2 separate regions of the Homo sapiens genome follow, and region 1 is linked to region 2. The links are chromatin contacts, found by Hi-C or POLR2A ChIA-PET in ENCODE. All regions are on one chromosome and are shown on one strand. The core of a region is the stretch at or near the end of the contact, and the rest is flanking DNA. Distances in the headings are between cores, read along the strand shown. Region 1 holds the start of SUPT5H (SPT5 homolog, DSIF elongation factor subunit). Region 2 holds the start of ZNF780A (zinc finger protein 780A).

The links. A loop is a pair of places that touch in the nucleus more often than their neighbours do. ChIA-PET counts read pairs that join two places held with the same protein, here RNA polymerase II (POLR2A). Pooled maps may share reads with other maps.
Region 1: a pooled map shows a loop between it and region 2 (6-fold over the local background). The contact joins the promoter of SUPT5H here to the promoter of ZNF780A in region 2. A Hi-C loop is called at or near these places in 6 of 50 pooled maps. POLR2A ChIA-PET finds 5 or more read pairs at or near these places in 3 of 52 experiments (HEK293, HEK293T and Panc1).

What each region holds. Positions count from the first base shown.
Region 1 is chr19:39,444,237-39,449,050 of GRCh38, reverse strand. It overlaps SUPT5H (SPT5 homolog, DSIF elongation factor subunit), which reads right to left and starts at 3,469. Exons shown (of 30, transcript NM_001111020.3): 1 at 3,414-3,469; 2 at 3,086-3,247. The coding sequence starts at 3,160. RefSeq lists enhancers at 3,040-3,259, 2,632-3,428, 3,400-3,669, 3,429-4,226.
Region 2 is chr19:40,087,885-40,093,447 of GRCh38, reverse strand. It overlaps ZNF780A (zinc finger protein 780A), which reads left to right and starts at 2,505. Exons shown (of 6, transcript NM_001142578.2): 1 at 2,505-2,542; 2 at 3,213-3,282. RefSeq lists a silencer at 2,354-2,683 and an enhancer at 2,231-2,772.

The sequences.
Region 1 (4,814 bases), core at 2,220-4,719, 650 kb after region 2:
TGGTGCGATCTCTGCTCACTGCAAGCTCTGTCTCCTGCGTTCACGCCATTCTCCTGCCTCAGCCTCCCAAGTAGCAGGGACTACAGGCACCCACCACCACGCTAATTTTTTGTATTTTTAGTAGAGACGGGGTTTCACCATGTTAGCCAGGATGGTCTCAATCTCCTGACCTCGTGATCCACCCACCTCAGCCTCCCAAAGTGCTGGGATCACAGGCGTGAGCCACCACACCCAGCCAGAACATTTGTTGAATGAATAAATGAACAGGTTACTGGAGCCATGATGGGTGAACCAGCAGCTCCCCTCAAAAGTAGCTCATTATTTGCCATCCCTACCTGTCTAGCCACAGAACCCTGTCCTTCAAGGACCATGTCATCATTTGGCTGTCTGAAAAGGCCATCCAATCCTGTCCCTGGCAGTGGGGACAGGCCTCACAGTGCCCTCTTGCCTCACCTGGTAACTGAAGAGGAGCCAGCGGCGGGGGTGGGGGGTCAAGTATGGTGTAGTGTTGGGGAAGTGAGACTAGTAACAGTGCAAACGAGAATGTCCCAGACAGGAAATGGAACTGGGGATCTTGGTCTCATTTCCACCTGACTTTAACCACCAAGCAGTGTCTCCAAGCCATGAATCAGAGACCAAGAATCCAGTGCTACAGCTTAGAGAAAAGGCCCTCCCTGTCACTCTCCCACCACAGCATCCCAATTTCTCCAACTCTTCACTGCAAGCCTGGAAGCCAGGCACTCTCCAAAGGTCACAATAAAGATTGGCAATCAAATGTCCACAGAGGATAAGCAGGCAACATAAGTGACTGGGACAAGTCACCCGAAACACACAGCACTCTCCATCTACCAAACGTTTTCCAGAACACAGCCACATGAAATCTTTTCCTTTTCTTCACTCTGCCACAAGGCAAGCAAGAGGACAAATGGCAACTAACATATCCTGGGAACTGGAGAAAATTCCCAGCTGTATAAGTAGGGCAGCCACTCATCAAGCAAACGGCTGCTCTGCAGAACAACTCTGTGTCCCAGGGTGCCAGCTCCTTCCATTTCCCCAGAAAAAGAAATCTTAATCTTTATGTTAAATCTCCCTCACAAGCATTGGCAACTAATTTAACAGCCAATTTAAGTTTCTGTGCATCAAACAAGGGATCTATAATCACCCTGTCATCTGTTTACTGGTTTGTGATTGCTACCTACTAAATGTCAACTCCAAAAATGCAAAGATTTCCTACCAGACACCTGAGAAGTAAGTGGAACACAGTAGTAGATGCAAACACTGATTTGTTCAACAAACAAATAAAACAAAAATAAGTTTAAAAGGTGGATAATGGGCTTGGTGCAGTGGCTCACGCCTGTAATCCCAGTACTTTGGGAGGCCAAGGAGGGTGGATCACCTGAGGTCAGGAGTTCAAGACCAGCCTGGCCAACACAGTGAAACCCCGTCTCTACTAAAAATACAGAAATTAGCCTGATGTGGTGGTGCATGCCTGTAATCCCAGCTACTCGGGAGGCTGAGGTTGCAGTGGGCTGAGATCATGCCACTGCACTCCAACCTGTGCAACCTAGTGAGATGCTGTCTCAAAAAAAAAAAAAAAAAAGATAATGGCAAATAAAAGAACATTTGAAATCAGAAATGCCCCAGGAAATGTTGGTTTTTTGGTTCCTGGAACAGAGGTACAACAGACCCAAAGCCAGAGTGATCCTTTCAAAACATTAGATCACATCTTCCACTTGCTCAAACTTTTTCGTGGTTTCATTTTACTCAGTTAAGACCAAATTCCTTACCACAGCCTTCAAGATCCTATATGACTTGGCTCTCATAAATTCTTTGTTGCACTCACTCTGATCCAACCAAAGTGGACCCCCTTTTTTTAGGGGGTGGTGGGGAGACAAAGTCTCACTCTGTCACCCAGGCTGCAGTGCAGTGGCACCATCACAGCTCACTAGACCTTCACCTTCTGGCTCAAGCAATCTTCCCACCTCAGCCTCCCAAGTAGCTGGGACTACAGAAGCGTGCCACCAAGCTCAGCTAATATTTTTATAAGACGGAGTCTTGCTCGTCGCCCAGGCTGCAGTGCAGTGGCGCGATCTCAGCTCACCACAGTCTCCACCTCCCTGGTTCAAGCGATTCTCAGCTTCAGCCTCCCGAGTAGCTGGGATTACAGGTGGGCGCCACCATGCCAAGCTAATTTTTTTGTATTTTTAGTAGAAATGGTGTTTCACCATGTTGACCAGGCTGGTCTTGAACTCCTGACCTCAGGTGATCCACTGTCTTGGCCTCCCACAGTGCTGAGATTACAGGTGTGAGCCACCAAGCCCGGCCTCAGCCAATGGTTTTTATATTTTTGTAGAGACAGGGTCCCGTTGTGTTACCGAGATTGCTCTCAAACTTCTGGGCTCAAGTGATCCTCCCAGCTTGGCCTCTCAAATCCTCGTTAATCCCTGAACACGGCGGACACACTCCCATCTCTGCACCTGCTGGTCCCCCTCACTGGAACACTACACTTCCAGCTAACCACGACTCACTCCCTCACCTCCAACAAGTTTTTGCTCAAATGTCACCCCTCAGACTCATGCTGATGACCCTATTTCAAGAGCAACCAGGACTCTCCATTCCCCTTTTCTGTTCTTTTCTCCAGAGTACCTTCCAGCTTACTATATAGTTTATTCCTTGGCTATATTTATTTACATTCCCGAAGGCAGACATTTTTAAAATCTTTTTGTTTACTGGTGTACCCTAAGAGCAAAGAATTGCGCCTGGTACATAGTAGGCACTACAAATATAGTTATGGAATGACTAGACATAACTAAAAAAAAAAACTAATGCTAAGTGCTTACTATATGCACACAGAGTAAACTTTCAAAACATCACCTGTTATCTCACTGGACCTGACCCATTTCTGGCCTCCAGAACCTGTCCCTTTGCTTGACTTCGACTTGCCTAATTCTCTATCTCTTGAGACAATCTGGGAGTTCCCAGAAGCCAGAGCCCGCTGTGAACCCCTCGAGCCTCCCACAGGGGCCTTTCTGCCCGGAGTCCTGTCCCCAGACGCAATGTCTCCCCCAGCGCCCCAGCCACAGACCTCGGCCTCCTCGCCGTCACTGCTGCGCTCGCTGTCCTCCTCCTCGGAAAAGTTGCTGTCCTCGCTGTCCGACATCTTCCGCTGCTGCTGGGAAAGACAGCAGCCTTGGCGCGTCCCACAATCCTGCGCTCCACCCCGAGCCTCAGTTTCCCCGCTGGTTCCCTGGGAGAAGAAAACCCCTTAGGGCGCTTCCGGCAGGCTCGTTTTGGCAATCGCGAAGCGGAGTGAGGACCCCCTCCTACGCCACATGCTAGACCTCCCCAGTTTCCGAATCTGTTCTCTACACCTCCCCGGCGCCCGGAACTGCCACCTCTGCACACGCACTTACCTCTCGGGCTCCACCTCCGCCTTCGGTACCAGCTGCTGTTCGCACGACGCCTGACTGGGGCTGACGGGTCCTCTCGCGAGAACCTACCCGTTGACCTCGCCTAACACGAGATTTCCGGGGCTGGCACGGGCGACGCACTTCCAGGTCGCCATCTTGAGAGAGGCAGGGCTGGCCTGGGCGGAGTGCGGGGCCGACATCTGCGGAGGGTTAGGAGGGGAAAGGTTTTTTCTACCCGCCGGCTCGGCGACCAGGCTGAAACTCATGTTTGAATTTAGTGAGCCGTTTGTTCGTTAGTCCGGAACACTAGCGCGGTAGGCCAAGCTGCGAGGAGGCGGCGAAATCAGCGAATAGCAAATTATAAAAGAAACAAGGCTTTATCTCCTAGGCCCTCTAAAGCATCCCCAGGAGATCCGTATCCCCGTTTTGGAGAGAACGCTGAAGCTCAGAAAAACTCAGTGGAAAGCGGCAGACCCAAGCCTCCTCGCCAAGTCTGAGTGACCGTGAAGCCCTGGTTTTTCCTTCTTTTTCTTTCTTTTTGTACTTTTTTTTTTTTTTTGGTAGAGTCGGGCTGTTGCCCGGCCTGGTCTCAAACTCCTCTAACTCAAACTAAAAAGCCATCCTCCGGCCTCGTCCTGCCAAAGTGCTGAGATCACAGGCATAACCTGCCGCGCCCGGCCCAAGTCCCTATTTTTCTTTCCAGGCTTCCTAAGTTCATTTAAAGGCGAATTTATCTATTAGTAATGACGGCTGACGAGTGATGGCAGAGTGGACAGGTGTAATGGAGAGATGAAAAATGAACCTTCGCCTGTAATCCCAGCGCTTTGGGAGGCTGAGGCGGGAGGATCACCTGAGGCCAGGTATTTGAGACTAGCATGGGCAACAAATTGAGACCCCATGTATCCAATTTTTGTGTTTTTTTTAATGTGGTGTGGTGGCGTGTGCCTGTGGTCCCTGCTACTCCAAAGGCTAAGGTGGGAGGATCACTTGAACCCATGTTGAGGCTTCAGTGAGCTATGATTGCACCACTGCACTCCAGACTGGGTAATAGAGACCCTGTCTCTAAAAAAAAAAAAAAAAAAAAATTAAAACTTAAATTTTTAAAAATTGAAAAATTAACCTGATAGGGGAAATTTTAAAAATCAGAAGTCTATGTCAGTCGCGGTGGCTCATGCCTGTAATCCCAACACATTGGGAGGCCGGGGCGGGCAGATTGCCTGAGGTCAGGAGTTCGAAACCAGTCTGGCCAACATGGTGAAACCCCGTCTCTACTAAAAATACAAAAAAATTAGCCGGGCGTGGTGGCATGTGCCTGTGATTCTAGCTACTCGGGAGGCTGAGGCAGGAGAATGGCGTGAACCCAGGAGGCGGAGCTTGCAGTGAGCCGAGATCGCGCCACTGCAC
Region 2 (5,563 bases), core at 1,256-3,755:
AGGCAAGATACATTAACTACAAGAATATGAACTGCAATCTAATTTTTCCATATTCAATATTCACAATACTTGTGAGGATATCTTCCATTTCATTGGATATATTCTGAGACTTCTGGTTACCTTAGTATATACAGAGTATATATCTCAGTTTAAAAAGTATGGTGTTCAGAGAAGAGTCATTTGAAGGTAGCTATAATTTTGAGTTTATTAAACATAAAGTCCAACATTGAAGATTGCATAAAATTTTATCAAAATTTAAAAATAATAGACCACATTGAAAGAAAATACTTAAAAAGAATGGTGATATTGGTTAGGAAATCGATTAAAGTATCAGAATATACTTAAATATAATTATTCTCCGCTTTATTCTAATGTTTAGTCAACATAAATAGCTTAAAAATTTTTTTCCTTACTACAAAATTGTTATTTTGCTTTAACGTATATATGTTATTGTTTCACCCTTTAGGATATAACAGAATATTATAATTAATACAGGAATTTTTCAAACATTACATAATTTCAATTACCTTAGTATTCATACCTTTTCGAATTTGTACTACTTTGGACAATATATTATATATTCAGCTATTATTGAGTTCTAATTTAATTCCATTTTTGTCAAAGAATATGCTTTGTATGACTCGAATCCTCTTACATTTATTGAGACTTGTTTTATGGCCCAGAATATGGCCTATACTGGTAAGTATCCCCTGTCCACATAGATGAATTTTACTGTCATTGAGGAGAGTGTTCTCAAATATAAATGAGATCAAGTAAGTTGATATGTAGCTCAAATCTGCTATACCCTGTTGCTTTTCTGTGTTTGTTCTATCAATTACCAAGAGAGATATATTGAAATATCTGACTATAATTGTGGATCTGTCTCCTTTTCGATCTAATAGATTTTTCTTCCCATACTTAGAAGCTTTGCTTTTAGGAGCAAAATTTATGTTTGTTTTTTTCTACTCGATGAGCTATCTCCTTTATCATTATTATGCCCTTCTTTATCTCTGGTAATAGTCTATGTCCGGAGTCTACTTTGTTTTTAATAAAGCCACTCCAGCTTTCTTTTGACTAGTGTTAGGATGGTGTATATTTTTCCATCCTTTTACTCTTAACCTTTTAGTGCTTTTCATTTAACATATTACCTGTAGGTAGCACCCATTTGGGTCTGACTTTTTGTTTATTTATTTATTTAATTATCTTTTTTTATTATACTTTAAGTTCTAGGGTACATGTGCACAAAGTGCAGGTTTGTTACATATGTATACATGTGCCATGTTGGTGTGCTGCACCCATTAACTCGTCATTTACATTAGGTATATCTTCTAATGCTATCCCTTCCCCCTCCCCCGACCCCACTATAGGCCCCGGTGTGTGATGTTCTCCACCCTGTGTCCAAGTGTTCTCATTGTTCAATTCTCACCTATGACTGAGAACATTTGGTGTTTGGTTTTCTGTCCTTGCGATAGTTTGCTCAGAATGATGGTTTCCAGCTTCATCCATGTCCCTACAAACGACATGAACTCATCCTTTTTATGGCTGCATAGTATTCCATGGTGTATATGTGCCACATTTTCTTAATCCAGTCTATCATTGATGCACATTTGGGTCTGACTTTTTAAAAAATCCAATCTGACAATCTTTTTAAATTAAGGTGTTTAGACCATTTACATTTAATGTGATTATTGATATGGTTGAGTTAATCATCTTATTTGTTTTCTGTCACAATTCTGGAATGAAAAGACGTTTTGCTCTTTATTATTACATGTTTCCTCCTTATGTAGCATAGGAAACTAGAAAAATGATTTTGAAAGTTAAATATTGTTAGACTACAACAGTGAAATCAGGCTCTTCCTAGGAAAAGCAAGCCCTTTTTTGCATTTGTTTATACTATTTTAACAAAGTGTTAATTATTCATCCTTCAAGATAAGGCAAGTAATTATCTGTGTATTTTTATCCGTTTCCATGTCGTCCTGAATCACGTTTTTCTCTCCAGATAACAGGAACATTGTCTCGAAGAATCCAGGACATTTGATTCTGAAATCTCCAATGTGAACCACACTTCCTCTCCTAGTATATAACCAACCAATTCTTTAGTTCAAGCTTTTCAAATTTATCCTAAGTCCCCTTCAAATAGCACAGAGAAGTGGAAGCCTATCGCTGGGGTCTGAGACAAAGGAGTTAAAGCACCTACATGTTGACATAATTTTACTTTAAATTCTTCTTTCTTCTTTAAAAGTTCTGCTCATTTGCATTCTCCATGGAGAGAAAAAGTAAATTATACTGACGCTCCGAGAGGGAAACGCTCTTCTCACATGGGGATCCTTGCTCATGGCAACAACCTGTGCACCCCGCGGGCTGGAACTCCCACGAATCCACTAGGCTCGGCTCCCTTAGGGGTCAGCCCCCATAGTATGCTGGGATCAACCTGAACGGATCACAGCTCAAGGCTTCTGAGGCTTTTTCTGTTCGGGACTGTATTTCCCAGCGGCCACCGCGCCAGTCCACTTCCGGTCTCCGGGGTCGACGACATAGCGGGGTAAGGTCTTCACGTCTGAGGAAGAGATCTGTGGCTGCGGGAGATCTCTGCGGATTGGGGCTCCAGCCTGACTGACCCGACAGTGCGGGTGGCCTAGGGGGAGGCGCTCAGAGTAGGAACCCGGGGGTGCAGACGGGATCTGCCGGATCCCCAGGCGTGTGTGTGCGCGGGTATCAGAGGAGGGGGATTGTGAGATCATGAGTGACGGAGGGGACTGTGAGTGTGTGCGTGAGGTTCTATGCACAGGCCCGGGAGGGCGTGTGGACGCAGCGCACTTTGCTGAGTGACACTGTGCCGGTGCCCCTAGGCTCCTGCTGCTTCCTCCCTCTTTCCGCTTCACAGCTGCGGGGACTGCAGCAGAGGAATGGCCCCAGTAGGGAGGTCAGATATTGAGCCGAGAATGAAGCTTTACACAAGAAAGCGCAGAAGTGCCCCCGAGTGTTCCCCAGGGGGGCAGCTACATGTTGAGAACCACAGCGTCCTCAGAGCTCTGTCCCCAGAAACCAGCTCCAAACTGGTTGTACTGGTTGAATCGATTCCTCTTCCTTTTACTTCCTTCCTATTTCGTGTGAAGTGAGGGAAATTGTGGCTATGGAGGGAGGGTGTTTTCAAACTTAGTCTGCGCTCCAAGAAATGCCTGGAGTCTCACGCTTGCCGTATCCTTCTCCAGTCGTATTTTTATCCAAAAGAAGGACCTGGAGGAGGATGAGAGCGTTACTGCTGCACACCTAAAGTCAAGGGTGAGTTTGTGCTTTGTATTTGTTCAAGACATGCGTTTTTGATTTTAGAATATTGAGATTTCCCCTTAAATTTTCAGTGAAACTAGGGGGATATGCAAATTGATTCGTGCCCCCTCCTTCACCTTTCCACTTAATAGTCACAAAACAATTTGGCAAATCGTTCACACCTTCCTGTGCGCTCTCTTTTTCGAAGCTGGTATAGAAATACACCTCCAGTAGTTAATATTAAAGCTCCATTTTAGACCCATATTTGGGAAGGAGGAGATTAGTGTTTAGGTGGAATCACACACTAGACATCAGTTGGTCTTTACAGACCTCCTTTTCAAAACAGGGAAGAATGGAGATGGTTGGATGATCTCCATTGCCTGTGAGGCATTCGGTAGTGGAAAAGTGACCGCACAGAAATTGGTATCAACAAGAGCCAGGATTTTTCCAGGGAGTCCATGAGATGATATTTGTAATACTTGCCAGATCTCTCTGAGGTTTGGCAGCTCCAGTTGTGTTTTAGGCGTGTGTGTGTGAGTGTGTGTGTGTGTGTGTGTGTGTGTACTGTGAGAGGCAGTACACTGTTGTGGTTAAGAATAGGGGAGTGGATCCAGAGTATCTGGGTTGGAATATTGGTTCTGTCATTAGAATGAATTAATATCGTAAAGCCCCTTAGAGCAGTGCTAGGCATATAATAATGTTTAATATGTTTTAACTGTTGTTTTTTGTGTAGTCATTTTAAGTCATTCCCCTTGACTCTCTACAGAACAGGAGCATTGGGAATATGTGATTCATTGCGACTGCTGGTTGTATATTAAGAAAATGAGTGAGGGGCTCAAATGATCTAGGACAGAAATTCTTTCTTTTTAAATCGACAGATATAATTGTATGTATTTATCATGTGCAACATGAAGTTTTATGGTATGTATACATTGTGGAATGACTAAATCTAGCTAATTAACAATGCATTACCTCACATAGTTATCATTTTTGTGGTGAGAACACTTAATATCCACCCTCCTAGCATTTTTCAAGACTACAGAATATTGTTATTAATTGGAGATACCCTGTTGTGTAATAGATCTCCTGAACTTATTTCTCTTATCTTCCTGAAATTTTGTATCCTTTGACCAACATTTCCCCAGTCAACACTGCCCTCCTTCCTCCCTCACCCACATTACCCCAGATCTGTAAATACGATTCTACTCTCCACTTCTATGATATCAACTTTTTTAGATTTGGCTGAAGAGTGAGATCATATGTCTTTCTGTGCTTGGCTTACTTCACTTAATATGATGTTCTCCAGGTTCATCCATGTTTTTGCAAATGACAGAATTTCCTGCTTTTTATGGCTAAATAGTATTCCCTTGTGTAAATATACCTGCATATATACCACATTTTCTTTATCCATTTATTCATTGTTAGACGCGTAGGTTGATGCCATATCTTGGCTATTGTGAATAATGCTGCAATAAACATGGGTATGCTGATATCTCTTTGACATACAGATTTCATTTCCTTTGGAGATATATTCCCAGTAGTGGGATGGCTGGATCATATGGTAGTTCTATTTCTAATTTTTTGAGGAACCTCCATACTGTTTTCCATAATGGCTGTGCCCATTTACATTCTCACCCACAGTGTGTAAGCGTTCCCCTTTTCTTGCCAATACTTGTTAACATTTGTCTTTCCAGTAGCCACCCTAACAGGTATGAGCTAATATCTTATTGCGGGTTTAATTTTCATTTCCCTGATGATTAGTGATGTTGAGTATTTTTTCATAAACTGTTGGCCATTTATATGTCTTCTTTTGGGATGTGCCTGTTCAGGTCCTTTGCCCATCTTTTAATCAGGTTTTTTTTTGCTGTTGAGTTGTTTGACTTCTGCATACATTTTGGATCTTAATCTCTTATCATATATATGGTTGCAAATATTTTCTCTCATTCTACAAGATGTCTCTTCACTTTGTTGATTGTTTCCTTTTCTGTGCAGAAGCTTTTTAGCTTGACATAATTTCATTCGTTCATTTTTGCTTTTGTTACCTGTGCTTTTGAGGTCATATCCCAAAAAAAATCATTGCTCAGATCAGTTTCACAGAGCTTTCCCCCTATGTTTTCTTCTATTTGTTTCATAGTTTAGGATCTTACATTTAAGTCTTTAATCTGTTTAGAGTTGATGTTTGTATAATGGTTTGAGATAAGGGTCTAATTTCATTTTTCTGCATATGGATACCTACTTTTCACAACAGTATTTTTTGAAGAGTCTCTCTTTTCCCCATTGTATGTTCTTGGTACCC